3 separate regions of the Homo sapiens genome follow, and all the other regions are linked to region 1. Evidence: chromatin loops called from intact Hi-C (ENCODE). Cell type or tissue: Caco-2. All regions are shown on one strand. Links, peaks and the distances in the headings refer to the core of each region. The heading gives the core; the rest is flanking DNA.

Region 1 (10,425 bases), core at 1,166-9,165:
TGCTAGATCAAAGATAAGCATTTATTTATTTATTTTTATTTATGAGATGAAGTCTCACTCTACCGCCCAGGTTGGAGTGCAGTGGCATAATCTCGACTTACTGCAACCTCTGCCTCCTGGGTTCAAGCAATTCTCCTGCCTCAACCTCCCGAGTAGCTGGGATTACAGGCGCTGCACCACCATGCCCAGCTAATTTTTTGTATCATTAGTAGAGATGGGGTTTCACTATGTTGGCCAGGCTGGTCTCGAACTCCTGACCTCAGGTGATCCACCTGCCTCAGCCTCCCAAAGTGCTGGGATTACAGGCGTGAGCCACTGTTCCTGTCAAGCATCTTTTTAAATTTTGGATTTTGAGGGAAAATGTAGGTTCCTCAATAGTATAAGGTAAATAAAACCAGGAAAAGGGCAGGAAAAAAATATTGAGGAAGTTAAAGTTTTAGGGACAAATATCAGGATACAAGTTCAAGGGCTAGAAAGGGAAACTTCAATACTCAAGTTGGAATTGGATTTGAATTGAATTTCAGTCACATTAAGTATAAACTACCACATACCACTTATGCCTAGGGTTGCAAAAATGCAACAGGACTTCAAATGATATATCCTAAAACAGTACAATGTAGTGCTGCCACCCTATTGACGCTATGTTTCTGCATATAGCTTCTGTCTTTGTCTGTCTTAAATTCTGGACAATTCTCTAGTTGTCTGGCTGCTTTTTTGTTTTTGTTTTTTGCTTCTCTGCCAGTCTACCTTGCATGGCCATAACACAGAACTGAAGTCTATTTCTTATCATTTGATCTGTTTACTAAGTAGACATGGTAAATCGGTCCCCATCATCCAGTCCAACCTCCTCGCCATAAGCCTTTCTGTTATGCAGGATCTGGAAAATTAAGGAGTAATATTCCAGGTTCCCTTGCAGCTAGGTATGAAAGGGAAAGTAGTATATTCTGTACTTTAACTATTTCCCCTGGCAACATGGCCAGGGAGGTGTTAGGTTATTCTGCAGCAATATCCTCTGTCTCTACTGACTAGTCATGGAGAACCTATTTTGCTGGAGATCACAGCAGGACAGTGGCAGCCATGGAGGCCTTCGGATGGGGACAGTGCGGCTGTGGTTCTGAACCTGGCAGCTGTAGCACCATCTTCCCAATTTGGTGGGGACTTCCAGATGACAGAAGAGACAGTAGGTATTTGAAGACCCAGATCTGCTGCATAGCTCTGAGGGCTGTTCCCAAAAGCACAACCTAGAGGTTTCCGTGTATCTCCTGATGATTTCTGGAAGCATTTTAATGCCCTCAAACAAATTCCTTTCTGCTTAAACCAGATGGGAGTGGATTCAGCTCTCTGCAACTGAAACTAGACTAACACACGGCCTTTGTTCTTGTTTTTAAAAAATAGATCAATATCTTCATTTAAAAAGAAAAAAGGACACAAACTAGAACCTGAAATCTGTTTTGTTCCTAACTGGCTGATTGACCTGGGGTGAGGCAATTACTAATGTTTGTTGGGCCTCAGTTTTCTTATCTGTAAAATGAGAGGGTGAAATTTGATCTCCCAGGATCTTAACACACCTAATATTTGGTGATTTTTTTTTTTTGACAGGCTGGAGTGCAGTGGCGCAATCTCAGCTCACTGCAACCTCCGTCTCCTGGGTTCAAGCGTGCCTCAGCCTCCCAAGTGGCTGGGACTACAGACACACACCACCACGCCCAGCTAATTTTTGTATTTTTTGGCAGAGACAGATATGTCTCTACCACTATGTTGGCCAGGCTGGTCTTGAACTCCTGACCTAAGGTGATCCACCTGCCTTGGCTTCATAAAGTGTCGGGATTACAGTCGTGAGCCCCTGTGCCCAGCCATATTTGGTAATTCTAAATCCAGATGCCCTTTATTTTCATAATTCTGAATTTATTTTTGCAGTCAATTAATCAATACGATCGATCCCTCTTGGCAGGAAAAAAAAACAAAACTGTCCTCATTCTCATTGGGGTGGCGGATTTCAAATCACATTCAGAAACACCAGATTGCCAGGTAAGAAAACTTCATTTTCAACTGGAGCTGGACATCTCCTTTAAAGCGTGAATAGGGGCGATGAACAGTACACCCTTTTATAGTTTCTTCTAGAAAGGGGAACACTACTATTGGTTTCTGTATCATTTATATTTTTTACAGCAGAAAGTATTCATTGATAATAAAATGTGTAATAAAAGAAACAGAAAATAGGCACAGCTTGTTTTCAAATTTCTGTTCATCTGTAACTTTTTTCCTCCAAAAAGAGAAAACATATCAATATGTTGACTATAATTATTTCTGTGTGGTGAGATCTCAGGTTTCATTTTATTTTTCCTACTTTTTGACATTTTCCAAATTTGCCACATTTGTAAACCCAAGCGGTAAAAAGACAGCAGGAATCTTCCTCATTCTCTTCCCTCTTCCCACATCTGTGGTGGCGGTTTCTTGGAACAGTTACACTGAAAGTTCTGATTCAGAGGAAAACTATTTCCATCTTCAAACTTGGATAAATGTTAACCAAATAAGATACACAGGTGGGTAGGTCAGTGTGTTGAAGATAAGTAGGTAAGTAAACAAATAAACCCGAAAGAGAGAGCTTTGCCAAACTACACTGAAGAGGGCTGTTTAAAATAAGCAATTCAAGTTGATCCAAGAAACCCCAATCTTTTTAAATTAAGCCTTCCCCTTCAGCACATATAAAAATGTTTACCATAAACACATCATTTTTACAAAAACAGTAATTTTTTTTAAATTAAGTTAATCTCTCAAACTTTTGGTGAGGTTAGAAAATAGTACCATTCTCCTTATCGGGAGGGCCAATGTAAGATAAAAAAAATTTTAAGAGATTATATATAAGTATATATATTACAAATTTTTTGATATTGTAAAGGAGATTATATATCTCATATATATAAGCTCCTTTATATATTTTTCATATATATTTATATGTAAAATCTCCTTCAAAATATCCATAGCCTTTAACCCCAAAATTCCACTTCTAGGTAAACATATTAAGGAAGTGATCAGAGATGTTGCTAAGGGGTTATGTACAAGGATATTCCACAATGTTACTTATAATAATAATAATAAATCACTAACCAGCTAACTATTCAATAACAGGCTTTGGTCAAATAAAGTATAATTGTAAGTCACAACACCACATAGACAATAAAAACCACAACATAAAAACAGTGAATGAGGAAAATATGATAAAGTTATAAAGGCAGGTTAGCCAATGATTTGTGTGTGTGTGTGTGTGTGTATACCTGTGTCTCTATATAATTTTTTGCCCTTTTTTTTTTTTGCCATGAAAAAGGACAGAAAAAAATGTACCGAAATGTTCATAGCAGTTATCTCTGAATGGTAAATAGTGGCGTTGGGGGGATTTTTACTTAGTTCTTGCAGTTTTCCAAAATTTTCCCAAGTGTTTGTGATTGGAGGAACATGGCAGAAGCAGTAATCAATGTTCTAAATAAACAAACTGCCCAAGTCTCTCCTTTCTGTAAACGTCTAAGTTGGAGTTAAAAACATTTTTATCACAGACCAATCTCGTAATTTTACCCCATCAACTGGCTGAATGGAATAAACATTACAACCTTGCCATGTTTTGTGGCTGGAGTGGTGTTTTATTCTGTTTTTTAATTAATTAATTTGAGTCACGAGCATTTGAGATGTATCTATTTTACGGGGCTGAAATTTACATTTATCTCCTTTTTAAAAGCCCATTTAGCAAATTAACAAGAAAACAGCAACACTCAGGGAAGATACTGAGCCTACTGCATGCGTCATATATAAAAGAGCGACTATATAATTGACCTTACAGGATTCTCCTGCGGATCAAATCAGATTGTCTTGTAAGGAACTCTGGAAAAAATAAAATGCTATATAAGTCACAGTGAAATATTAACATTAACATTTAAAGTCCAGCTGTTTGGTGACTTCAACACAGGGTTTCTTCACTCTAATAAGGCCATTCATGTCTGAGCACCAGGGATCTGTGCATCCTGACCCTCAGTGCAAAGCTGTATGTGGCTGTGTTGTAGCGCAAGTCTCTGGGTAAAGGGTCCATAACTTTCCCAGCATGATCCCTGGGCCCAGTCAGGTTAGAAACACAGCTCACAGAGGTTAAATCCATCACCTGGTGCTGAGGAGTGTTACCTAGCCATCAAAGCAGGCGTAGCAGAATCTCAACTTAAAACCTAACAGAAACATCTTGTGGTCAACTGGCCATCATTGAATCCCAGGAGTCTCATTCCAGTCTTAGGACTAACTCCTGATAACACCCCCAGACCTGGTCTCTGGGCAGAAAAGAACATGAGAGAGCAACAGAGGCCACAGATGGGACAGCAGCCTTGGGTCAAACACTGGAAGGCAAAAGGCCTTTCCAAAGGGCCCTTTCTTGCTACCAGGACTCTGTGATATTGCAAAACAGAATGGCATTTCTTCTATTTGGAAAGATATACGTAATCCTACTCTTTGCTGATTCACACTGTCCTTTTCCACAATCTAGCTGCATTTGTGAGGTTCTGCCTAAATGTTTAAGATATTTCGATTAAAAACGCAAACAGCAGCAACAATCACAAGACCTTAGGCACCAGGGCAGGCCTGGGCAGGAAAGAACACACAGATTCCCCTTCCACTAACCTCAGCTTTCACGGCTACTCAAACCAATGGCTTGAAATTAACTCACTCAGTTAATCATTCAAACTCATGGGCTGGGCAAATTTTAACGTTTCATTGTTGGTTTACAATTAACCCAGCGACAGTGTTTTAAGGTGTTTGATTTTTAATTAGTCTACTGATTTGCCAGTCTGGTTAACAATCCTTTATCCCTGTGCCCTTTATTCTGTCTTCTATTCTTGTTAAGAAATGAAGAGCAGAGATTACTCTGGCTCTTTTCTCCTGGAAACCACTCCAGACTATGGCCCCTTCCTTTCCCAGGGACACAGGATATGGAGTTAAGAACAGAAGGCATGAGGCCTGAACACCAGGATTCTGTGTGACCTTGGGCAAATTAAGGTAACCTCTCTGTGCCTCTGTTTCTTCATCTATAAAATGGGATGACAGCTTTTACTCACAGGAACAGCGTGACCATTAAATGAGATGAGTCACAAAAAACCCTCAGATCAGCACCTGGCACACATGTGGGCCCTGGGCCCCTCTTTTCCCTTCCTTAGTAGTTCAGAAGCTTTACGATTTCTTAATCTGAACATGTCAGTATCTTCCTTTGCAAAACCAAGAGCAGCTGAGAAAGTGTGTGCCCCATGGAATACTTTCTAGGAACAAAACCAGAATGAATTATTCATCAACAGGAGGGTCCCTTTCCCTGGCAGATTTAAGCATGCCTATTAAGTAAGGTCTGTCCAACCTGCTTTATTCCTAAGAGGACAAACAGGCTCAAAGACTCAAGACCCTTCCCAAGGTCATGCTGCTTAGAATCCAAGGTCCCCGAGCTACAACTGGCTGCCCCTCTCATTATGCTGTATTCTTGCCCCTTTCCCCACTGTAGGTTGATAGATGGTGTAAAGAAGGAATGGTATGTGTCCAGTGACACCTGCTGCCATTCTGGCATAGCTGACAGGGTGGCATAACCCTGGCTTGCTGCAGGACAACTGTGACGTCACTCTCAACAAAAGAACCGAAAATGGTACAAACAGCACCCTGTCATTCCCACCACCAGAGGTAAACAATGCTACCAACCATCAGTAGAGCAAAGCACACCTGGGAACTAGCTTCACCAGTATTTCCATAAACCTCACCAAATGACTCTGAGATGCAGCCTATTTTGGAAATTCCCAGTAGAAAAAAATCTCATGGTGAGGCCAGGGTGACCCTATTTCTGACCCCCACAGACTGGGGAGGAAAAGCTGACACACTGATATTTCAGGCATGCCGTTCCTTCCTTCTAGAATGCTTTTTCCTTCCTTGTCTCTCTGGTAAACTTCTATTCATCCTTCAAAACCGAGGTAAGAAAACCACTTGTCTTGAAAGCCTTCCCTGACAATCTCCTCTCCAGCTCACTCACAAGCACCTGTTATCTACCCCTAGAGCTCTGCCTACCTTAGTACCTAGCATATAACTTCAACTTGCCACTTATCTGCCGATATTCTAATTCTGCGGTTCTGAAAATCTTTGATGTCATGACACCTTTTCCCTCTTAAAACATGAGGACCACCAAAGAGAATTATGTGTGTTATATCTCTCAATATTTATCATATTAGAAATCAAAATTGAGACTTTTTTGTTTTTGTTTTTTTGGAGTCACAGTCTCACTCCGTCACCCAGGTGGGAGCACAGTGGTGAGATCTCTGCTCACTACAACCTCTGCCTCCTGGGTTCAAGGGTTCTCCTGCCTCAGTCTCCCGAGTAGCTGGGATTACAGGCGCCCACCACCATGACCAGCTAATTTTTGTATTTTTAGTAGAGACGGTGTTTTGCCATTTTGGCCAGGCTGCTCTCAAACTCCTGACCCCAAGCAATCCGCCCGCCTCAGCCTCCCAAAGTGCTGGGAGCCTCCCAAAGTGCATGAGCCACCACGCTCAGCCAAAATTGAGACATTTTTAAACACAGAAATACACATATTCCATTAGCCACCAGAACTATGATGTCAACAGAGGTCATGTAGCCTATGAAAAATTCTACTGTATATTCATAAAAGGATGAGAATGAAAAACACAAAGTCTTAAAATTATTATTTAAGAAACTTCGTCACAGACTCTTTGAAAGGTTATCAGGAATGCCCAGGGGTCCCGAACCACAATTTGGGTACCACTGTTCTAGTTCATTCATTTAGCTGCTTGAGGACAGGGTCTTTATCTTACATATGTCTGTGAAATGCTTTTGATAACCACCTAAGACCCAGGAACCCTACAAAACCACCTGTGGCTCCCCATCACTGGAAGAGAACTTGCGGCACCCTCCGTCTCCTACCCAGGCCTCCAGGATGCCACACAGCTGTAAGAGGGATGGCCTGGTGGCAGCATGGTACCTCTACACACACAGGCCTTCACAATGGCAACTCCAACCCTCTCTCCCGGAGTGAAGCATCTCTGCAGATAAGCTTCAACTCGGGGGATGAGCACTCATGACATTTATTTATAAAAGGTTTCTCCCTGGAGAATTAAGGGTACCTTGCAGGTAGGGATTTAAGATGCTCTGATTTTCTTTCCACTGATCCCCCTTAATAAGCCTCCAGGGAGGGGCCCAGGAGCTCGGTCTGCTGTTCCTAAGCTACAGGAAAAGCCTGAGGCAGCTTTGAGGAAAGGGGCTGTTCCGGCCCAATGGGGCAGGCCATGGAACCAAAGGCCTCTCCAAGGCCCAAGAGTCTTCCTGAATCCTCAGCCAAGACAACAACATCACAAGGACCAACCGTATATTAACTGCTCACAACATATACCTCATTCAGTTCAGCTGAGATCCCTTCAGAAGGGAAGCAGATGGGAGACACTCCAGACCTCCCCCATCTACTGAGTTAATATTCCACTTGTATCTCCTGATACAACTTAAAATTTGAAGGAAAAAAAAACATTTTAATCACAATTCAGAAAAACACACCCACGCATCTTGTTCACCAAGCGTGAAGCCATTCCCCTCAGTGTAGCTTCGTCTGTGCTCTCCAACAGATAGTGGAGGAGAAGGAAATGTCATTTTCATACCAAAATGCTGCCTCATTCTTCCCCTTCAGGGCCCCTACCTGGGTGTGTGTTTGCAAGTCTAATTTAGATATCACTATTTGTATACACTTTCGAGCTTGGAAAACAAGCCAATAGTTCAGAGGAGCCAAGGCAAACTCAATCTGACAGCCACAGCCCTGACGGCTGCCAAGTCTGATTGACTAGTTGGATATATTTAGATAGGAGAGAGGAGGGGGATCAAACACTGTTGTGCCTCTGAACTCAAGAATACTGTGTTGGTAACGACAGACTAGCAAATAAACAGCCAACAGCCATTCAGCCACATCATCTGGTATCCCAGGCACAGGATCCTCGCCTCCGTAAATTACGTGCAATTTCAAAAGCCACCCACGCTATGGCAAAAATAAATAAATAAAAGGCAATTAGAAAGGGTTCTGCAGTGGCATTCCCCACAGCTACTCGTTAGAAATAAACAAACAAATAAGTAAATATGATCTGTTCCTTGGCTGTCCCCACCTCTTCGCTCCTCCCCTTTGCTTTCCTGTTCCAGGACAACCCGTAGGGAGCAAAGACAAGGCCAAGGGTACCCAGTGAGGTCCTGAGCCCTGGCTGCTGCTTTTGCAAAGGTTCTGTTGTAAACTTGGCCCTCTCCACCTCTACTATATGTGTAAAAATAAAAAGTTAGGGGTTGTCTCTCATTTCTTCTTTCCTTCACGGGGTGGAAATTTAAGAGCAGCATGTGGTCAGAGTTATGAATTACAGAATGTGTCTCCAAGTCTCCAAGTCATTCAAACGTGTGATCCCTTCAGGGGAGGGAAGAGGCGTGAGAAGGGCCCAGGCTGGGGGAGACAGATGCTGTCCAGCACAGAAACCCACCCCACCGGTGGTCTCGGACCTGGGGCCAGCAGATTTACCTTCAGTCCACCTCAACTTCCCCAACTGAAAAGTTGGGATAATAATAGCCAACGCTGGGCATGGTGGCTCATGCTTGTAATCCCAGCACTTTGGGAGGCCGAAACGGGTGGGGCTGCTTGAGCTCAGGAGCTCAAGACTAGCCTGGGCAACACGGCAAGACCCTGTCTCTACTAAGAATACAAGAAAATAGCCTGGCATGGTACACAACGGTGGTCCCAGCTATTCGGGAGGTTGAGGTGGGAGGCTCCCTTGATCCGGGGGAGGCAGAAGTTGCAGTGAGTCGATATCACACCCACTGCATCCAGCCTGGGTGACAGAGCGAGACTCTGTCTCAAAAAAAATAGTCAACATTGGGAAGATTCATTTACTGAGACTCTACTATGTGCCACAATCTGTAGAAGATACTGAGATACATCTAGGAATAAAGTAAGGGTTAGACAAGATGGGCTGTATAAGGTTCTGAACAGCACCAGGTATACTGTCCAGTAAGTGCACAATATGTGGAAGCTCATCTCCCAGGACAACATTCTCTGTTTGCTCATTGCCAGCCTTTCTCACACTATCTCCTCCCCCACATGGCCTTCTATTGGGTCTTCTGGTACACTGAGCCGTGAGCTCACTATCCCCTCTGCCAAGAAGGCTCCTCCCATCCCTCCTAATGCTAAGTCATTTCTCAGAGAAACCCTCCTAATGTCTCCCAGTAGACACTCCCAGGTCACCCTCTACCCTGCCTGCAGAACACCCATCCCAACTTGTACTGATACAGCTACTCATAGGATCCGTGCAGTATCTGTTCCCCACACTTTCCTGTGAGCTCCACGCAGGCAGGAATAGTGTCTTCCTTCACCACTGAACTTCCCCTTAGCATTTAGAAAAGCTAAGGTACCTAATGCATATTTGTTGGTAGAACAAACGAATGGATGAAATAACCATTTAAAGTAGGTAGCCCAGATGTGCTCAACTGCCTCTCCTCCAGCTTTAGAAACATCATGTTTCACAGAACTAGTCCCAAAGCAAGGTATATAAAAAACCATTGTGCCTCAGTTTTCTCATCTGCAAAATGAAGTTCTGGTAAACACCCAAGATCTTCAGGTTTCCTTTCAAATGAAATCTCAACACAGGATACATTTCTCTGCACATGACTGGATGTTTGGAGATCGCAAATATTTTCTTACGAAATAAAAGTAAGTTAGCTGGGTATCTACTATTAACAGACAGGAAGCAAGTTCTGAAAAACAGAGGTTTTTGTTCAGTGTGGTTTTTATTTTTTTAAAGAACAAATAAATTGAGACTTTTGTTTTGGGCAAAAATCCTGTGCCATGGAGGAAGAAAGTCAGCAATGCTAAAAAGGAAAAAGAAAAAAAAAATGAATAAATAAATAACCCAGCCATCTCTGAGCAACACATCCGGGTTAGCAGAGCAGAAAAGGACACACAGGCCCGAAGAAATCCTATTGTTTCTGTTTTTAGGACAAGACTCAATCCCAAAAGGGAGCTTGGGATCACAGGAAAAGGAGCTGGAGGTCTTTCCCACTAAACATTCAGGACCCAACCCTAGGCTTCCCGAATGTCATCTGGGGGAGCTGGGTTGCTTTCTTCTTGCAGCGATGTCCAAGCTGGAGAGGGGAAAGGGGGCATCCTGGAGGTGATGGTTATTGTATGGGTGGAAAACGGGCTTAAACACAAGCCCATTAGAGAAGCAGAACCTTAATTTATCAATTAGACACCATCTGTGGATTGTGTTCCTTGAAATAATTGTTGAATTTGACAATGCATTGCAGCTTTACAAAGTTTCTGCCATCCTTGATGCCGTTTAATTAAATTTCTGCACTTAACTTTGATTGCACTGAAAGCACTGATGCCTTCCA
Region 2 (10,425 bases), core at 1,071-9,070, 150 kb before region 1:
GCAATACCATGATACTATAGTGTGTCAGGCTTAACAGGCATTATGCTCTGTAAACTCAAGGAGCTAAGGCCACAAGAGTGAGACTCGGCTGAGGTGGCAGGACTGCCCAGGCCACAGGTGCCTGGGGCCTGTGGTGGAGACAGCCGCTGCCTGGGTCCAGGATTACGCAGAACATGGGAAGGCACTGTCTCCACCTCTCTCCCTGCCAGCTTAGGCAAAACCCAAATCGGTTCCTTCCGTAAAGCTCAGGAATAATGTGTAGTTTATTGAAATAAGACTTTTCCGTGTGCTCTGGCCTTGAAAAGGGTGGGGTTGGTCTGTCTTTAACCATTCTCCAAAGAGGAAGGACGGAGAAGAAGGAGCAGACTGGAAAATCCCATTGGTTCATTCTGAAATCTACATCAGTGATTTTTCAGCCGTGACTGCTCACCAAGGCCACACCCCAACCTATTAAATCAGTACTCTGGAGTGGGCAGCCCGAAAGAGGATTTTTTAAAGCTCCCCAGTGATCCAGGGTACAGCCAAGGCCGAGACCCACCGTTCTAAATGGCTAAATAGAGCTGAGTTGAGCCGTAACACAGCATATGTGTGTGTAGACAGGCCCTAAGTAAATGAGTATTAATGGGCCTTCTGCTGCCTAAAGATTAGAAGTTCATTCCCTGCCAGAAGTCAGGAGCAGGCACTCCTTGCCTCATCCTACTTTCTTAGGGCTCTCCTTAAGCTTAACTCAGTCTTAGTACAAGAAAGCCAAAGTTCTATATGAGAAGCAGCTCGGAAGAGCCAAAAATGAACAGAGGGCTTTAAGAAAACCTAACAAAACCATTGTTTTTTTTCCCATCACCACCAATATTTTCACAGGTATTATTACTACTTTCGTGGTCACAATAACCCCACGAGAAAGGGAGTATTACAAATTCTCTGAGACTCAGTTTTCCTACTGGTTTGTCCTAGAGCCGGCAGGGGCTGGGCCTGGGGTTCAGATGCTGGGCTTTTGAGTCCAAGCCTCAGCCTGCCAGCCGCTGCCTTCCTGCCCATCTCAGGTTCTTGGCCTCCTCCTGCTACAGCCAGCCTTTCTGTCCCTGTGTGTTTACCCCTGGAAGACTGCAGTGATGAAGGTGCGCTTGGAGTTTCTATCCCAGCTGCTGCTGCCAGGCACGTTTTTCCTTCATTCCAAATGTCAAAAAATGCTAGTTTGCATCCATCTGAAAGCCTGTTTATTTTAATTTGAACCCAGGCCTTTACTGACTAACAAGAGAAAAAGTCTACATAATTTCTCCTCAACTAGGGCTGGGGGCAGTGGCTCACGTCTGTAATTCCAGCACTTTGGGAGGCCGAGGTGGGCAGATCACTTGAGGTCCCGAGTTCAAGACCAGCCTGGCTAACATGGTGAAACTCCATCTCTACTAAAAATACAAGAAAAAAAAAAAATTTAGTTGGGTGTCGTGGTGCACAACTGTAATCCCAGCTACTCTGGAGGCTGAGGCAGGAGAATTGCTTGAACCCAGGAGGCGGAGGCTGCAGTGAGCTGAGATCATGGTACTGCACTCCAGCCTGGGCGACAGAGCAAGACTGCCTCAAAAATAAAATAAAATATCTCCTAAATGAAAAAAATTGTTCTTAATTGTGGCAAAAAATATATAAAATAAAATTTATCATTTTAACCATTTTTGGGGTCTACAGTTCAGTGGCATTAAGAACATTTCTCGAACTCTTCACAGAAGGCTCCCACACCTTACAATGGCCAGAGTATTTTGTCCCCATTAGCAAGACCTTTACAGCCCTTAATTTTTTCCTACATTTACTTCTTTTATTCTTGTGGGATCATTCTATTTTCCCATTTAGCTTACAAGAAAAAACGCACAATGTTTATCAGATAGCAGTTATGAATTCAACAAAGGGACACCTGCCCATGGGAACTGAAAGATGTGGGGTCTTCAGACAACTTAATCCTGGAGACGTAGACATTTTATCTACCTAAGGCAAAACCTCCTGCTCAGAGATTCTGATTCCACAAGTCTGTATCAGACTCTAAGTTATAAAATGTCTATCCTCCTGAAATAATGATTGTTATAATAACTACCATTTACTGGAGCGTAATAGGCAATTTGCAAAGCTCATTTAATTACTGCAATAGCTTGGAGGTAGATACTATCATACCCATTTCAGGCACCCATTTTTTTTCTCTTTTTAAAATTTAAAAATTTTTATTTTTTATTTTTTGTAGGGATGGGGTCTCGATTTGTCTGCCCAGGCTGGTATCAAACTCCTGGGCTCCAGCGATCCTCCCGACTCAGCCTCCTGAGTAGCTTGGGATTACAGGCACGTGCCCACACACGTGGCATCATACACCCATTTTACAGGTGAGGAAATTGTGGTTCACCGACAGTAAGTGACTTGCCTAGGATCACACAGGTAAGTAAATGGTGGAGCCAGTAGTTAAAATCAGATGAGTCCCTAAGTCTTCTGTTCTCCCTTACTTGTGTTCTGTTTTTTGAATCCCTAAGAGCTTTGTGCAGTGCCCCTGTCTGCTGGATGAACCAACAAACACTGCTTTAAAACTCTACCAAAAAGTGAATAGAGGTGATTAGGTAACCTCAAGGAAATGGAGGTATATTGCCCCGGTAGGCTCGGGAGAGGAGGAATGATTGGAAAGGTAAAGGAAAGAGGAGGATATTGGGTCTCTTCCTTTTAGATAAGTGAATTCCAAAAGCTCGAGATCACCGGGCTCCTCCATAGTCATGGAGCAAGCCTCTAGCAGAGCTGGAACTGCCAGAGGGCTCTGGAACGCAGTCCAGGCTCAGCCATGCGAGTCTCCCCGCCCCGTGCAGTGACTCTAAGGATACTCAGTGTGTCTTGCTTCCTGGAGTTGTTAGGAAGGCTCATGTGGTAGCCAGTGAGCGCCTACCACACAGAAAATGCTCATCATAACAGACACTGGCTCAATTCACTGCCCCATCCTGGCAATCCCCTCGCCTGCATGCACACACCCATACATGGTCCATGCAGTTAAGCCGGGAGCCACACCCAATGCTGTGGGTTTTCTTATTGTGAATGGACTATGCCAAGGGAAGGCCACTAACAGAACCAGTGTGCCCTTGGGGGAGCAGTCCCAGGAGGCCCTATCTCAAGACTAAGCCAGGGAAGGCAGAGTCTCCCGGTGAGAGGTAGGACTGGGTGGGAGCTCCATTCTGGCTGAGCTTGCAAAGCCGTGGGCCCAAGCACCACCCTGGAGAGTGGGGCAGCAGGCTGTCACTGGGGATATCTGAGATGGGGTGTAGAGAGGAGGCGATGAGGGAAGGGGAGAGAGACACTGAGAGAGAGAGCTGTTTGAGGAGCAGCAGTTGGATCCGGCAGGCTTGACAGCTGTCACATGGAAATGGCATCTGGCCTAACGGCCTCTCGTGTGAGGCTCCTTCAAGTGGCGGCTGCTGTGCTCTGGAAATCCAGGCCCGTGTTCAGCACTGATTGTGAGTGCGTGCGTGCATGTGCTGGGGGAGGGGAGTGGCAGGCAGGCTGCTGAACTGCTGAATGCTCCCTTCTCCCCCTCTCCAGCCTCTCCCCATCAGGCCTCACCTACCATGAAAAAGGCCCAAGCCTGCCAGCTCCAGAGGAGAGAGGCAAATCATTTAGGGGAGCACTGATGTGCCGGAACACTCTCTCACATTCCCATTAAACAAATACTAAACTGCTAATTGCCAAAATGGATCTCCACGACTCTGACCGAACCAGGGAAGGGTTTATAATTACCAAGTGTGAAAATGCACAGCCTGTAAATAGCCACCTCATCTGTCCTAATACGGGCTGATATTGATGGGCATGAAATAAACATCAGGACAAATGGAAAAATCATCCACATCTCCTGTGGCCAATGCAGTCTCGGATGGTGACAAGCGTAGCTGCAGCCATACGCCTGGGGAGGGGAGGGGGAGAGGAGAAAGGAGTTTTGTAGGCTTGGAAAATCTTGGTTCCAATCCCAATTTTAATCCCATGGGCCATCTGCACCTTCTTTCTGTCTGGAAAACAGGGAGGGTAAATAACATGGCTTGATAATGGGATGAAGGGCTTGCCTACATTTCAGAAAGGCCAGGGGCCCCAGTGCAGGGAACTTCTGAGGGCATCAGCTTTCAGGACAGGGCTTCAGACATCTTCCACCCTGCTCTCTTTAAGACTGGCTGATGAAAAAAGAAGACTGAGGGAGAGGGAGAGCTCTGCCAAGGTGACACATTTATTCATTAAACTAATATTTATTAAAGCTCTTTTGTCTGACAAACACGCAGAGTTGGTTGCAGAGCACAGATGAAAAAATGTGTGTTTAGAATGACCTTTGGGCTCTCTGACACCCCTGTACTACGGTGCCTCCCCATCCCCCACCATCTCTTTCTGCCACTCTGATGGGAGGTGGACTCTGGTCTGTTGGGTCCCAGAGCCCCACCACTTTTCTTGGCCACAACAGAGGAGGGGCAAGGGGATAAGCCAGAGGTCACGGAGTAGCTGCAGGTTTCCCAAGCCCCAGGCCCTTTTCTCTCCACCAGCCCTTTGAAGGTACCAGCCTTTGATTCCAATGAACTCAGCCAGATCTTGGAGTGCATGTTGGTAACCGAGGGAGAGAGGAAGTTCCATTTGCCTCAGAATCACAGACTCAGGAGTTAGAAGTGACCCAAAGGTCACCTTTCCACTTCCCGCCCAGTACAGGAATCCCTTCTCCAAGACTCCTTTGAACCCTTCGTGGAGCTTCAAAAGCTTGGAGGAGCATCTCTGCCCCGCCCTCTCGGACAAGCTGCTCAGGCCTGAATTCAGCAGCAGTAGCACTTAGATGCCTGAAATAGCAGCCTCCTCTGATCCCCAGCAATTCTGGCACAAGGCAGAATTCTGCGAACTGTATAGCATCAGGCACCCGAATCAGCGCACTCAGCACCACTCAGCCCCAGAGTTTCTTCATGGGGCTTTGATGACATCCAAGGAAGTTCCTGCTCCTTCCCCTTTGGGCTGCCTGGCAGCCAATCTCCCCAATCCCCTTATCCCTAAAGTCATCCCTAGAGTCCCATGGGTTTCCCAGTCCTGGTCCTGACCCAAAGACCCTGTCAAAAATTAGCAAAATGAGGGAAGGTCTGAACTACCGACTGTTTTTAGAGGAATTCTAATTTGCTACTTTTGAATTCCGAAACTGTCTTCAAATAATGGCTAAGAAAATGCTGCTGAGAACAAACTTCAAGTGCAGCAACAGGCTGAGAGATGCAGTCACTGGGCAAAGTTACTTCTTGTTCAGGGAGGATCATAAACTCTTCAAGGCAGAGAGGATAAAAAGGATATGAGTCCAGTCCACTCATTTTCTAGAGGAGCAAACTGGCTGTAAGCAATTCAGCGGGTACAGTTGAAGCCACAGTTACAGAATAAAAGAAACTTGGCATGCCATCACACATCCTGGGTTCAAATCCCACTCCATTTCCACTTACGCATGATCTTGGGCATGGCTTTCCAAAGCAGCTCAGCTTCCTTGTGTGTAAAAGGAACACGTGATCACTGTTAACCTTCACCCCAGCATTGAAAAGTAGAAACTATTGATACAACACGCAGGAAAGCATTTGGCCTGTGGCAAATGACTACCCTATGCTATTACCAGAATGCATTCCAGCCCCGGCATGCACAGATGCTCAACAAATATCTGTTGGATGAGGACTGCATAATGGGATAACAGACTTTGTATTGATAACTACAAAGTTGTGAAATCAGTACGGATGAGTGAGGTTTAACTTTGTAAGTGTACCCGGCTTGATGTACTGTGATGCAATGGGTCGCATGCAAATAAACCATCTTTTGGAAACACAGGGGGAATGGACAAACAAACCATTCCATTCCATTCCTACAATGGAATACAGCTGGTACACAACTGGTGCACAACTGACCAGAGGGATCATACCAAGTGAAAAAGTCAGTATCAAGGCTGTATTACATACTGTATGACTCCATTTCTGTGACATTCTCAAAACGACAACATTATTGTGATGAGGAACAGATCAGTGGTTGCCAGGAGTTAGGAGTGGGGCCAGGGTGTAACTATTAAGGAGAAACACAAGGAGTTTGTTGGGGTGATGGAACAGTTCTATTATATATCCTGATTGTAGTGATAGTTACTCAAATCTCCAGGTAGTACAATTTTAAAGAATTACACACAAATACACATGAAAACTGATAAGGTACCAACACTGGTTTCCTGGCTTTAACAAAGTACTGTGGTTATGGGAGTACTATCATTGTGGGAAGCTGGATGAAGGGTTCACAAGAGCTCTTTGTCCTATTTTTACAACTTCTTGTGAGTCCTACACTATTTTAAAATAAAAATGTATAATAATAATAAAAAGAAACCACAAGGGGGCTCATGATTTCAAGAAACCCCATGGCAGATCTGTTTATAATACAAACAACTATGCCCTCATTTCTGTTGATTTGGATAAAGTAGGCATAAATAAGGTAGGCATACAGTAGAAATATCTATCCCTTATCTGTTTCTTGTATTTGGCGCTGGCATACACAACTCTGAAATCTTATTCTGTCACATGAATACATGAATTGGTGGTCCACACTCCCCCATCGCTTCCTCTCCCTAGTCCTCAGGAAATTTCATATACAGCTCTGCATTCCCTACCTAGCGCCCACTAGAGGGATTAATACAAAAATAAGCGTCCAATAAGTGCGTACTGTTGAGTTTCAGGAAGATTTTGGAGGATAAAGAAAAGAATTCAGATAAGGCCAGGTGCAGTGGCTCACACCTGTAATCCCAGCACTTTGGGAGGCCGAGGCAAATGGATCACCTGAGGTCAGGAGTTCACGACCAGCCTGGCCAACATGGCAAAACTCCATCTCCACTAAAAAATACAAAAATTAGCCCAGCATGGTGACAGGCGCCTGTAATCCCAGCTACTCGGGATGTTGAGGCAGGAGAATTGCTTAAACCCGGGAGGCGGAGGTTGCGGCGAGCCGAGATCATGCCATTGCACTCCAGTCTGGGCAACAGAGCGAGACTCCGTCTCAAAACAAAACAAAACAAAATAGACTCAGATAAAAAAGAGCATCAAACCCAGTGGTTTCCAATCTTTCTATTTTGAGCCATTAGGCCTGTCTTTCATTTAATTTTTGAAACACAGACCTTAAATGTTTTGAGATCTTTCATACACCAAACTACTTACTTTTGAAGTATGGAAAATCATTTATCAATATTCATCCTGATCATCACTGGAGCTTTTTGGCAGCGTGAAGTGGCTGGGATGGGGTGTGTCGGGGTGCTCTGTGTAAGGCAAGCAGGCCTGACATTTCAGTTGGCCCATATGTGGTTTGGGGTGGGGTACCCATGGTGCCTGATAGATTTTTTGAGGTAAGGAAGTCAACTTGAGGACTCGGCATTCCTTCTGTTGACCCTGAGAGGTTGGAAATTTTTGGTCTACTCCTTACACCCAAATCATGACTCAGATCTTTGTAAATGAGTATTGACAGAATAACCAACCCTCCTACTTAATCCCTGAGCCACACAACACCCTAAGGGGGAAAAAAGAACGGAGAGGGAAAAACCCATATCTTCCCTTAAAAAAAAAAAAAAAAAAAAAAGTATCAATTCAAGCTGCTTCAAGACCCAACAAGTATGTTTTTCTTTCATTTATTTCTACATCAACACTCTGAAGGATAAAGATCTTTCTCATTTCAAGAGCTGTCAATTTGCTTTAGTGCCATGTTTTCATCTGTTTGAGGTAAAGAGGAATTACAAAGCAGGCAAATGAAATAATGCACTGCAATCTAACATATTTTGGCAATTCAAATTGGGACCAGGGAAAAAGGAAATTAAACAAGAATGACAGGCCCACAGCACACCTGTGCTGTACCCCACTGGTCCACCCCTGTCTTCCCTCCACTTGCTAACTTTATAACTTGATGAAGTCTTCAGTGCTTTGCTGAAAACTGTACTATTTGCTGCACCCTAATTCTTCAAATCATTTCTACATTTTGCACAACTCATACAACATTTTGCTTTCTGAAGCAGAAAAAAAAATCCCTTAGCTGCTGGAAAACTGTCAGGCGCTATTACTCTCAAGACCCCCTTGAAATAGTACAGGGGCCAACGTCCTGTTCCTGGTAGATTTACTACACTTCCCTATATAAATTAACAAAGACAAATTCTTGTTGAAATCAGACTGTGTGAGGAATCCTTACCCTCTCAAGCCTAAGGGTTCAATTACAATGGAACTTAAAAATAAATAAAAGGAAATCTTAATCTCCTCTCAGGGTCCTCCTCTACCAATAATGATGCCCCATGAAGATTTTTGCCTAATTCATTTACATTTCTTTTTTTGTCGTTTTTAATTAAACTGCTCCTCAACTACTCAGCTCTATAATTTTTCCTACTTTAGCTCCAGAACTAGGGATTTTCTAAGAACGATAGGAATTTCCAAGGTCAAGATGTCTCTGTAGATCTCAGGAACTATGTGGCACTCAAGAAACTGCCCTTCATCACCACAGGAGAAGCACAAGGAGCTGGCCAGAGGGTTTGAGAGCCCGGGAGGGGGGTGAGGCTCCCTGAGGGACTGCAGTGAAGGAGCCCCTCCGCCCTAACTGCTGTCAATTTAAAATCAAATGATGGCAAATGTGGTCATGGGCATATAGTCCTGTCTTTTGCAGAATCCCATCTGCTTGGTGACACTGTCGAATTCTAGATTTATAAAAGGCATTGCAGTTCTTCTGCCAATGACCCATGTGTCCACAAACAGTGCCTGCTAGGGCACCTAGACCCAGGTCCCAGCTCACCAGTACAGACTAATGGGAGAGGCCAGAAACTCTAGAGCTAGACTCCCTGGGCTTGGATGCTGGCTCTAGTATTTATTAGCTGTGTGACATTGGGCAGATTACTCAACCTTTCTGTGCCTCTGTTACTTCACTTCAAGTTGGTACCTATCTCATAGTGCTGTTATGAGCATTAAGAGATGCTAATTCAGCCGAGCGTGGTGGCTCATGCCTGTAATCCCAGCACTTTGGGAGGCTGAGGTGGGTGGATCACCAGAGGTCAGGAGTTTGAGACCAGCCTAACCAACACGGTGAAACCCCATCTCTACTAAAAATACAAAAATTAGCCAGCAGTGGTGGCGGGCACCTGTAATTCCGGCTACTCAGGAGGCTTAGGTAGGAGAATCGCTTGAACCCGGGAGGTGGAGGTTGCAGTAAGCCAAGATCATGCCACTTCACTCCAGCCTGGGAGACAGAGTGAGACTCTGTCTCAGAAGGAAAAAAAAAAAAAAAAAGGAAGAAGCTAATTCATGTGCAATATTCTGGCACATAAGAAGAACTAAACAGCTGCCATCCATTATTATTACATCCTCAGCGAGCTGGTCAGAAGATCTAGTATTGTTCATGTCTGAGGACCTCCCTCTTTCTACAGTTAGGATGTTGATGCTAAGTGAAGTTAAAATTAGTGGCAAGGCTGGCTTCACCTGAGCAAGGAGTACCCAGGATGAGACACAATGGCCACTTTCTCTAACATCTATCTGTCCAGCCCATGCTGCCCACATGGGAGGCAGCCGTGTCCTGCCACAAGGCTGCAGAAGCATGGAAAACCAGGCAACAGAGAGGGACAGACAGGCTTGTGCCGACATGAGATGGTTTCTGTGATTTACAGCCAAGTCTTAACTAAGACTCTGCGGCCTCTGAGTTCTGTTCAACGAGGAAATTAACTCACTGAGGCCAACCTCTATTCCAGTGAGGACCCCCTGTGTCATCCTGCATAGCAAAGAGATTCAGCCCTTACCTGAGGAGGCTACTCTGGCCAGATGGCAACAGGTGACAGCAGCTTCAGAGCTATTACCCTAAGCCCACTTAATGCCCTAACAACTGGGCTGAATGAGCTCCTTCTGTTCAGCAAATGGGCAGCCCTTAACTTAAAAAGAAGTTTGTCAGAGGCAGTGGTGCTACCTTTAGAATCCATTCATTCATTTGAAAAAAAAAATTAATCAACTCATATTTACCATATTAGGCCCAAAGACTTTTTAAATGAGGAAGACTTGATTCCTGTCCTTGAGTTCATGGGGACAGAGGCGCCATCAGTGCAGGATACGTGATAAGTGCTCTAGGCTGTGCAGGCCCCATGCAGCGCACATACAGGCACTCTGTCAAGGCCCAGTTTTTAGTCATTCATTCATGCACTCAAGGGCTCTGAATACTCAGGGTAAAAATGACACTAACTTAGCTGGGGGAGACGGTTCATCACAAAAATGGCAGGAGGTGGTTTCTAAGCAAAGGGGCACCAGGGACCTGGTAATGGAGCAGCAGGTGTGTGTGTCTGGAGTGGAATGTAAGCCACGGGAGCAGGGCAGGGAAACTGCAGAAAGCACAGCTGTCTGTGTGGGCCTGGCCTGTGTGAGCTGCGGAATGGCTGGGCCTCCACCCTGA
Region 3 (10,425 bases), core at 1,457-9,456, 77 kb after region 1:
ACCTGGCTGACAGCACATCTCTTTATAGCATGGTTTACTGAATATTTTAAGCCCACTGTTGAGACCTACTGCTGAGAAAAAAAGATTCCTTTCAAAACATTACAGCTCACTGACAACATACCTGGTCACCCAAGAGCTCTGATGGAGGTATACAAGAAGATTAATGTTGTCTTCATGCCTTCTAACCAACATCCATTCTGCAACCGTGGATCAGGGGTAATTTCAATTAATTTAAGAAACATATTTTGTAAGGCTATGCCTGTCATGGATAGTGAGTGATTCCTCTGATAAATCTGGACATAGTGAAAGGAAGCCCTTCTGGAAAGCATTCACCACTCTAGATGCCATTAAAAAATTTGTGACTTATGGAGAAAGTAAAAAAAAAAAAAAATCAGCATTAACAGAAGTTTAAAAGAAGTTTATTCCAACCCTCATGCATGATTTTGAGGGGTTCAAGATTTCAGTGCAGGAAATAACTGCAGATGTGGTGGAAAGAGCAAGGGAACTGTAAGCAGAGCCTAAGATGTGACTGAATTGCGGCAATCTCATGATAAAACTTGAATGATGAGGAGTTGCTTCTTATGGATGAGCAAAGAAAGTAATTTCTTCAGACGGAATCTACTCCTGGTGAAGATGTGCACGTTGTTGGGAAGGTAACAAAGGATTAATAATATTACCTAAAAGTAGGTGAAAAAGCAGCTGCAGGGTTTGAGAGGACTGACTGCAATCTTGAAAGAAGTTCTACTGTGGGTAAAATGCTATCAAACAGCATTGCATGCTACAGAGAAATATTTCGTGAAAGGAAGAGTCAATCAATGTAGCAAACTTCATCATTGTCTTATTTTAAAGAAATTGCCACAACCACCCCAACCTTCTGCAACCACCACCCTGATCAGTCAGCAGCCATCAACATTGAGGCAAGACCCTCCACCAGCAAAAAGACTATGACTTGCTAAAGGCTCAGATTTTTGTCAATTTTTTTTTATCAAATGTATTTTTTAATTGAGGCATGCACATTGTTTTTTAGGCATAATGTATTGCACACTTAATATTGACTACAGTATAGTGTAAACATAACATTTATATGCACTAAGACACACAAAAAATCATCTGACTAGCTTTACTGCAATATTCACTTTATTGCAATGGTCTGGAACTGAATCTGCAATATCTCCAAGGTGTGCCTGTATAATCTCAACCAAGCCAAAAGCAATATTACAAATATACTTAAAAAAAAAAAAAACAAAAAAAAACTGGGCCCAGCATGGTGGTGGCTCACACCTGTAATCCTAGCACTTTGGGAGGCCAAGGCGGGTGGATCACAAGGTCAGGAGTTCAAGACCAGCCTGGCCAAGATGGTGAAACCCCATCTCTACTAAAAATACAAAAATTAGCCAGGTGTGGTGGCGCGGGCCTGTAGTCCCAGCTACCCAGGAGGCTGAGGCAGGAGAATGGCGTAAACCCAGGAGGCAGAGCTTGCAGTGAGCAGAGATCGCGCCACTGCACTCCAGCCTGGGCGACAGAGTGAGACTCCATCTCAAAAAACAAAAAAGCCTTAATATTTCAAAATAATTTTTGAATGACAGAAGAAATGCAAAAATAGCTTAGAGTTCCCCATACCCCTCATTCAGCTTTTCCTAATGTTCATCTCTTACATAACCACGATGCATTGATCAAACTAAGAAATTAACACTGATTCAATATTCAATACTATTAACTAAACTACATGTTTTATTTGGATTTCATCAATTTTTTTACTGATGTCTTTTTTCTGTTCAAGGATCCAATCCAGGATACATGTTGCATTTTAATATTATTTGTTTTTAAATATGTAAACATTTTATGATTATTTATTCTTCCTTGGTAAGTACTGGTACTCTGGGCAAAGACTTAATCCTTCTCCCTATCGTCAAAGAAAGCAATCTTTGACACGATCTTCTGGCCTCCAAAGGGAACAGAATTTGATCCACAGTGAGATAAAAACCCAGACAATGACCAAGCCTCTTAACCTTCCATAAGCAGCCACCACCCTGGCCTCTCTCCACAGCAACTAACTGGTATTTAAAAGTAATTTATGTTAATTGCAGTCGGCCATATATGAACACTACAAAGCCAGCCGGCTTCAAACAAAAAGGCTCAAGAGAGGAGCCTAACAAAAAATTAATTTTGTAAAAGACCTATTTCTATTCCAACTTGTTTTTAAATGTATGTTCTGAGTCACACACCATTAACTGTCTCAATTTATTAATAATCTCAGGGCAACCAACTATCTCAGATAATGCAACGATGAAATCTTGCATAAAAAAAGAAAATGAAATATCTATATGCAAACATTAAGCAGGTAGTCAGCTGTGATGACCAGAGAGGATTATTATTGTTTTTTAAACCAGAACATGTAGTAAGGCAAAAAAAAAAAAAAAAAAAAAAAAAAAAAAAAAAGGAAGGCTGCGTGAACTGGTAACTCAAACTTTGTAAAGAAAATTCTTCTCCTCTGAGCATGAGATTCTTTTAGAAAGACCAGTTCAAAGAAAAGTTCTATGGAATTCCTTCCTCCTCTCCCCCAAGCAAAGATTTGTGACGGGAGCAGAAAGCCCCATATTCTCAAAGACCCTTCTTTTCGCTGAGGAAATGACGGTGCTGTTTTGGCATTTTAAAGCAAGAACAAATACTTTAGCTATAAAATCCACTTTGTAGATTGAATCAGCAAGACAGCTGTTTATACAGAAACCCTTTCCTTTCTCCCTCCAAGCCCCTCAGTGATTCATATCAGCAATAAAACATTGGCTAGAACAAAGAAAAACGGAGTTTAAAGAAGAGAGACACAGGGCACACCCACCACCTTAATAAGTCTATTCCTTAACAGATAGAGCCTATTTCAACTTAGCCTATTTCCATGAATAATATTTCTCAACCTACCGCACCTGTATAAAAAATAATAATAATAATAATCCCCCAAAAACTGACCAACTTTTTGCTGCAGAGTCAGAAACTGAGTTCTTATTTGTGTAAAATGCTCAGTGGGTGTGACACAACCCATCTTTGATATGCTCTGGGCTTTGAAGTATGCTCTCTTTTTAGCCATGGGGAGCCTGATGACTCACCAGCACCCTTCTAGCTCCCCTCCTTGCCAACTGTCAGCCATCTCCCTAAGCAAGCAGGGCGGCAGGGCCACCAGATGCTGGGCAGGAGGCGTATTAATTCTCCTGAGTGACAGAGGCTTGGGGAAAGAAGTGGGCAGCGCTGCACAGAAAGACACATGACCATGACCATCCATCATCAGAAGCTAAACCCCAGGACCCAGTTTGCACTGGAGGGTGGGCACATTCCCCCCATCCCAATTCTTTCCTGTTCACTCTTCAAGGCCCAAGCCAAATGCCACTTCCTCTATGAAGCCTTCCCTGGCTCTCCCCAGAAACGACTCTCTGCTCGGTGGTCCTGAAACACCTTTAGCATCCTTCGCCCGCTGATCACCTGCCTCCCCAAACAGACACACACTCAAAGGCAAACTAGGCCCTTCCCTCATCTCTGTAACCCTAGCCCCCTGGCCTGCACCCAACCCAGAGCAGGGGATCAAGAAATGTTTGCTCAATGAATGAACCCAACTCACCTACCCCAGAAACCACATTACTAAATGCTAATTACCTCTCACTGCATGAATAATGGATGAGGAAATGAAATAACAAATGTCTCCTTGTTAGCCAAGTCGCCAAGTCCTTCGGGAGCACAAACACAGGATCGACTGACTTGTGGCTGTTGTAGGATGGGTCAGAGACAAGACAACTCATCTTGAAGGGGTGAGAGGCAGGGAAGGAGGAGAACCACATTGGTCCAGCAGCTGGCAGTACCCTGAGATGTTACCAATCAAGTTCTAGACAACTCAGACTCACTTCTTCACCTTCCCCAGCTTCAGCTAGCCCCTTGGAGTTGATTCTTGCATGGTATACTTGGAAACATTAGCAGGAAGGCAAAGAGTTGCCCAAGAATAAGCTCAACTCCTTTTTCTCCCGTGAAACTCACCCCCAACAGTGCCACGCCAGCTTTTGCCACATCTCGTTCATCTGCCACGGCCCCCTGAGATATGCCTGCCCCTGCACCTGCCGGCACTTAAAAATGAAAGCCAGATGCTCAAACAGCACCCAGATGAAGTGCTATACTGGAGCAAACAACAAGGCAAGATTTATGATAAAGGAGGTACCGGATCTCTTCCCACTCACTGGAATAAAAAGGTCAAACAAATATCCAATTTGTGGCTGGTCAGAGCCAGATCCTCCCATGTCCAAGATTCATTCTGTCAAAAATAAACAAGTCCGCCTCCAGAACATAGGGACATCTGCAGGGTCCCCTCCAGCCCCTCTCCTCTAAATCCCACACTACCCTGGAGAGACAGTACCACAGAGATGCACACAAGGTGACAGAGGAACTTTTTTCAGTTTCCCTGAACAAGCCTCAGAAAAAGTGAACATGCATTGCCTATCCATTTACAACATCTAACAGCCCATATTCCTTTAAAAAAAAAAAAAAACAGGCTGGGCACAGTGGCTCATGCCTGTAATTCCAGCATTTTGGGAGGCTGAGGCGGGCAGATCACCTGAGGTCAGGAGTTCGAGACCAGCCTGACCAACATGGAGAAACCCCATCTCTACTAAAAATACAAAATTAGCCGGGTGTGGTGGCGCATGCCTGTAACCCCAGCTACTCGGGAAGCTGAGGCAGGAGAATCGCTTGAACCCAGGAGGCGGAGGTTGCAGTGAGCCGAGATTGCGCCATTGCACTCCAGCCTGGGCAACAAGAGCAAAACTCCATCTCAAAAAAAACAAAAAAAAACAAAAAAAAAAACAAAAAAACAATAAAGCACTGATTACATATTCAGAGGATGTGCTATATATCCAGGAAAAAATTATGATCAGATACTTGAGCCTTTTCTAATTCTGCAAATAATCAAGTAATGGCAAGGTACAGCCAAGCGCTGTTGCAGCGTGAGGAGGAGGCGGAGGTGGAAGGAAGCTCTCCACATCAGGATCGCAGTGCTCAGGCGTTCAGAGCAGGCCTCAACCTGACAGCCCCGTGGGTCCAGGAGCCTCCCCGCCTCCCATGCTGGAATGCGAGCTGTACATACCTCTTGGTGGTTTCATACTCCAAGCCGGAAGCAGGACAAGTCATGTGAAGGCCATTCCAACAGTAGGGCCCTGAGTCTCTCCCCAGCCTCCCCTGTGGCCCCAGGCTCTGGAGCAAACACCATTCTCAGTTCACCCAGGGGTGGCTCTGAAAACCATGGGCACTGGGTAATGCTGACCAAGTCGACTGACTTTTTTTTTTTTTAACCTTAATGAGCCAATGCAGTAAATTCTTCAAATGTTCTCAGATTTACAACAGGTGACCTCTACAAAAGAAAGAAACCACTGTCTTATTTATTGGTTCAGAAGGTCAGCTTACTACTTAAACGGGTCTTTTTCTGAAACCTTTGGTACTGGGAAGAACTCTCTCTCCTTGACAAATCTTACTCCAAAAGTCAGGGTTTTCGTCTAGCGGGTTTTCTTAAAGTGGGGCATACCTGTGAGAGGGAGGCTCTTGGAGGGTCACTGTACATTTATACTTCCTTCAGCAACCAAAGTCTTAGGCCCCTAAAGCAACTCACAGAAAGGCTGTGAACTCTTCCAACCGTGCTGGCCCCAGAAAGGCTCCTTTCCCTCCTAACACTTTGTGAAATGACTCGCTCGCTCCCAAGGGCATCGTGGAGCCACATCTCCAGGTGAGACCAAGGTTTCCAGGCCTCAGCATCCTTTGGGGACCTGGTTTCAGTCACAGATGTCCAGGCACCTTAGCAACTGGAGATCCACAGGTGAGGGACCCCCCACCAACCTCCATTTCTAACAAGCACCCCCGAGGGGTTCTGATGGAAGTACTGGCTGCTCACAAATCCACCCTTCCTCCAGGTACCCTGCCACCCCAACCCCACTGGAGTCACCAGGTCTAAGGCACATGGGAGAGTTTGCCTCTCACCCCTCCTCCTTTCATACTCACTCTGCCCCCTGCTCTGGTCCAGGCCCTGTTCTCTTAGCTCCCTGGTCTCCCCCAGTCCATGACTTATAACACTGCCAAGAATTTTCTCTCTAAAATATCAATGTGATGATGCCCTGGCTCCTAAGCCGCCAGGATTCCAGACTGCCTTCAGGCAAAGTCTCTATCTCTTGAGCGGAATGCAGAACTTTTCCTGCTCTTGCCCCTAAATCACCAGTCCAGCCTCCCCTCCCATTCTCTAGCCCCTTCCCCCAGGCAGCTGTCCGAGGGTCTCCCTAGCCCCCAATCCACTGGACCTTCTCGGTGAATGCGTCCCCTCCTCTACGATCCTGCATTTTCACGCAGGTCTCGCCCACTAGCCCTCCTGAGGAGGGGGACTGTCTAGCTTTTGTTTCCATCCCTGACTCCCAATCTCCAGCACAGCACTCTGCCCATGGTAAAGGCTCAATCAGTGAGTTCACTCCATGAACAAATCCTCTCCTGCCTGGCCTGGTTAGTTAGAATGGCGGGGGAGAATGAGGCTGGGGTCTTCAGATGAGATCGGGCACATTCAGGGTGGTATGGCTGTAGACAGTGGGGTCTTCAGTTCCAGCTCCCCCGTCCTTCACTCAAAAAAAACCTATTCAATAGGCAGCCACTTAAACTTCTGGCCACAAGCAGGACAAGGCCAGGGTATATTGACAGCTCAAAACAATCCAGTCCTACCGTAGAGAAAACAATTCAAGTGCGGGACCTGCTGACAACAGGTCAGGTGTGTCATCTCCACACATAAGAAAAAGCAGCAGAGTCGATCCATCTTTCAGCATCCCCTAATGGTACTAAGCAGCATGTTTAGCTGTTATTTCAATAAGCCTTATTAAGACCCAATTTTCTTGGGTCTTCTTTCAGATTCTGCAACATTAAAAGCCTCGCTGCTTAATTACATTAGGAGCACCTGTATATATTATGTGCAATAAATCAACTTTAATTTACCACCACACAAGGCTATTCATCTTCTCTGGGTTATTTATTGCTCGGTATTATTGGTGGTGAATTGTATCCTCTCTGCTATACGGAAGAATAGTTGGGGTAAGAAAGCCAAAGCTGTATTTCAGAACACTCCGGGATGCTGATCACACATGTACACAGCGAAAAGGAAAGAAAAAGAAACATATAAGCGAATCTTGGCAATCTGCTCCTTGCTATTTTCCTAAAACACTCCCCAAACATTTTGATGTTTTCTTTTGCACGCATGCACACACATACCAGTTACCCGCTGAAACGACACAACCTGCAAAACAGGCCCACAGCTCTCGCCGGCAGAATTGAGTATGGGATGCTGGCTGAGCTGAAAAACAGGGACACTCCATGGGCCAGAGGAGACAAGTCTTCCCTCATCTGCTGCTGCCCCCAGTCCTAACGATGGGGTGCAGCCAGGACCTGACACCCAGGGGCATCTCGCAGAGGTTTACACCCAGGACACTGACGCAGGGCCCAAATCAGGCCCCCCAGCGTGGGCAGAACTGTTTCCCAGATAATCCAAGGTGGAAGACACTTCTCCTTGTGATGACACGGGGGCCCTTCATTCTTTAAGAATCTGACCAACACTGCCATTGAAGGAGCCACCAGGTTATATGCGGGCTCCCTGCAATATCACCACCTGAGATATTAAACACTGAGTCCTGGGCCCCAAGACTGAGACACCGATTTCAGCATGCCCAGGAATGGGTTCACCTGATTTTTCTGCATAGTAAAGTCTGAGAAGCACTTTCCTAAAGCCTCAGGAGCCAGGCTAACCATCTATTATAGAATAATATAACCAGGCCAGGGACAGTAGTTCACACTTGTAATCCCAACATTTGGAGAGGCCAAGGCAGGAGGATCACTCGGGGCTAGGAGTTAGAGACCCCCACCTGGGCAACATAACAAGACCCCATCTCTACAAAAAATTTTTAAAAATTAAATGGGCATGGTGGCATGTGCCTGTAGTGCCAATACTTGGGAGGCTGAGGTGGGAGGACTGCTTGAGTCCAACAGTTGGAGGGTACAGTGAGTTATGATCACACCACTGCACTCCAGCCTAGGTAACAGAGGGAGACTCTGTCTCTAAAAAGAAAAACTAAAATAAATTAAAAAGAATAGTGTAACCAATGATAATATAATTAAGGATGACTTCCTTACCCCTGGCCAGGCTATAGGCTCAGCCCTTTTCTTGCACAAATTCCTCAAGATGACCCCAGAGTAGGTACTATTACTCTCATCCCCATGTTATAGATGAGAAAACTGAAGCACAGAGAGATTAAATAACTAGCCCACAGTCCCACCTCTATAACTGGCTGGGCAGTCTGGTCCCTGCATCCATGCTGTCAACCATGGGCTATACTGCCTCTCCAAGGCCAGACTCCCCACACCCTCTCCAACTGGACAACCACCTTCTTTGGTTCTAAGCAAAAGAGAGGCAAAAGTCACCAAGACATCATGGGCTCCGCTTCTACTCCATAAAGCCATCTGGTTCTCCTAAGTCCAACATCTAAAACTACTTCATGGCAACTTGCCGGCAACACACAGTTCTGTCTCTGAGCTTCCCACCAACGTGATTCAGCGAGCTTCTCACAAGAGCAGGGTGCACCGGGCTGCCGGGCAGCACTCCTGCAGCAGAGGGAAGCCAAATCACTGGAAGCCGAAGTAGCATCACTGAGTGTTTCACGGCCTCCTCCTTCTCACCAAGGGAGCTGTGATGGATTTTATGGCACACAAGTGACTTTTTTACAAGCACAGCAGCAACCTCCAACTTTCATCTGATAATTTACCTTTAATCAGGGCCTAGAAAAATCCCTGGCCAACCAATCCCACCAGACAGCTCCTTCCAGGCTCGTCTTACAGACGACAGAGAGAAATAAAAGGGAAGAGAGGACGGCAGAGTCCTGGCAAGCAAAACTTTTTTTTTTTAATGAATTCATTTCAAATAAAAATCCATTCAGTGCATGCAGAAAAGCCAGTCCCTCTGAGTGACAAATTTGTGTGTGCCAGGGATGAGAGAGCAAATCAAACTCGTGGAGCTTGCAACCAAACTCCTAGAGGCCCAAACACAGGACTGCCAAGAGCCCAGGAGTGCAGAGTCATTCTGCTAAAAGAAGTTCCCACTCCAAAAAGCTCTATAGAGATGCTGGCCTGGGTGGAAACGTCCCCTCTCCCTGCCCTTTCACTTAACCAAAAGGGAAGACCAGCAGGAGCCGTGGAAATCAAACCCAGGGCATGTGGCTAGCCACCTGCGGGAGGCTGGGGCCTGGACCAGGTGATCTCTCCAGGCACTTTCCTGCTCTTGAATTTCATGAATATTTCATTGTCCAGGTTCCAATCCATGCAGAACAGAACCTCAGAAAACATACAAATATTTCCCCTTCTTATAGAGAAGTGACCTATAGTGCTAGACCAATGACTCTCATCTAAGGGTGACTGTGTCCCCCAGGAGACACGTGGCAATTGCTAGCTGTCACAACCAGGGAGGGATTGCTACTGGCATCTAGTGGGTAGAGGCCGGGGATGCCGCTAAACATCCTACTACAGATACAATGCACTCCAATGCACCCCCACTTCCCCAACCTCCACCCTTGCAACAAAGAATAATCTGGCTCAAAATGTCAACAGTGCCAAAGTTGTGGACCCCTGGCCTAGAGCACAGAAGGTAATCAAACGCTCACACTCCCAGCCTTCCCACAGCCTCCGTTCCCTGTAACACCACTCACTCCCAGCACCTCTCTAAATCAAGCAGGAATTAGAAACCAAACTGCACCATCTATCATCTAGACACTGGGATCCACCCTCAGCTGAGAGCCAAGGGTCTGTGCTGATTACAGCCAACCTCCCTCAGTCTCCGGTGCACGCTGCTCTCAGGCAGAGGCCAGAGAAAAGGATGATGACCCAGGAGAAGCTGGGACTCTGTGAGGCTAACTCTCAGTTTAGCAAACACCAGGAAGGTTAGGGGGAAGATTCTGTAGAGAAAGTCAGAAGGGTACAACTAACCTTTCAGGGCCTGGAAGGCTAAACAGCACACTCGGGCCTCTCGGTCCAAAGCAGTAAAATCAATGGTGTAGGGTTCGGTAACTGCACGACCTCCTCCCTGTCCCAGCGACAACAGCTGGGTCCAGGCTGGCTGCATAATCAACACTGACTAAGCACCTAACAGATGCCAGGAATTGTGCTACGTGCTCTACAGAAAGTTCTGTCTGTTCCCAGAGCTGCCACACAAGTCTTATTATCCCCATTTTACAGATGACACACATCAGGCTCAGAGAGGTTATGTCACTTGGCCAGGTCACATAGCCAGGATTCAATCCCAGAACTGTCTCCAAAGAACAGGCCTATCTACCATACCACATTGCCTCTCTTCTCCCAAACATCCCACCCCAGACAGAGGGATGGAGGAAT

What was found. Hi-C counts contacts between places; a loop is a spot of excess contacts. Peaks named below come from ENCODE experiments on the same cell type or tissue, not always from the same donor. Only the 100,000 strongest peaks of a DNase experiment are listed, where the experiment ranks them.
Region 2: it touches region 1 in a loop (2.8-fold over the local background); 2 of 110 quality-filtered maps call a loop at or near these places.
Region 3: a loop joins it to region 1, with 4 times the contacts of the local background. A loop is called at or near these places in 3 of 110 quality-filtered maps.

What each region holds. Positions count from the first base shown.
Region 1 is chr17:57,364,397-57,374,821 of GRCh38, reverse strand. All of the region lies in intron 5 of MSI2 (musashi RNA binding protein 2), which reads right to left. Among named protein-coding and RNA genes, the nearest start is that of MSI2, 110 kb to the right of the region's middle. In Caco-2, for the core only: no CTCF peak of the experiment used is centred there; DNase peaks (open chromatin) are centred at 4,361, 4,591 and 7,751.
Region 2 is chr17:57,511,825-57,522,249 of GRCh38, reverse strand. The region is part of intron 6 of MSI2 (musashi RNA binding protein 2); the gene reads right to left. It overlaps LOC101927557 (a long non-coding RNA gene), which reads left to right. Exons shown (of 3, transcript NR_110808.1): 3 at 1-2. Among named protein-coding and RNA genes, the nearest start is that of MSI2-AS1, 91 kb to the left of the region's middle. RefSeq lists an enhancer at 10,042-10,425. In Caco-2, for the core only: no CTCF peak of the experiment used is centred there; DNase peaks (open chromatin) are centred at 2,719, 3,449, 4,609 and 4,659.
Region 3 is chr17:57,288,007-57,298,431 of GRCh38, reverse strand. The region is part of intron 5 of MSI2 (musashi RNA binding protein 2); the gene reads right to left. Among named protein-coding and RNA genes, the nearest start is that of MSI2, 37 kb to the right of the region's middle. RefSeq lists a silencer at 9,623-9,798. In Caco-2, for the core only: no CTCF peak of the experiment used is centred there; DNase peaks (open chromatin) are centred at 2,032, 2,607, 3,131 and 5,121.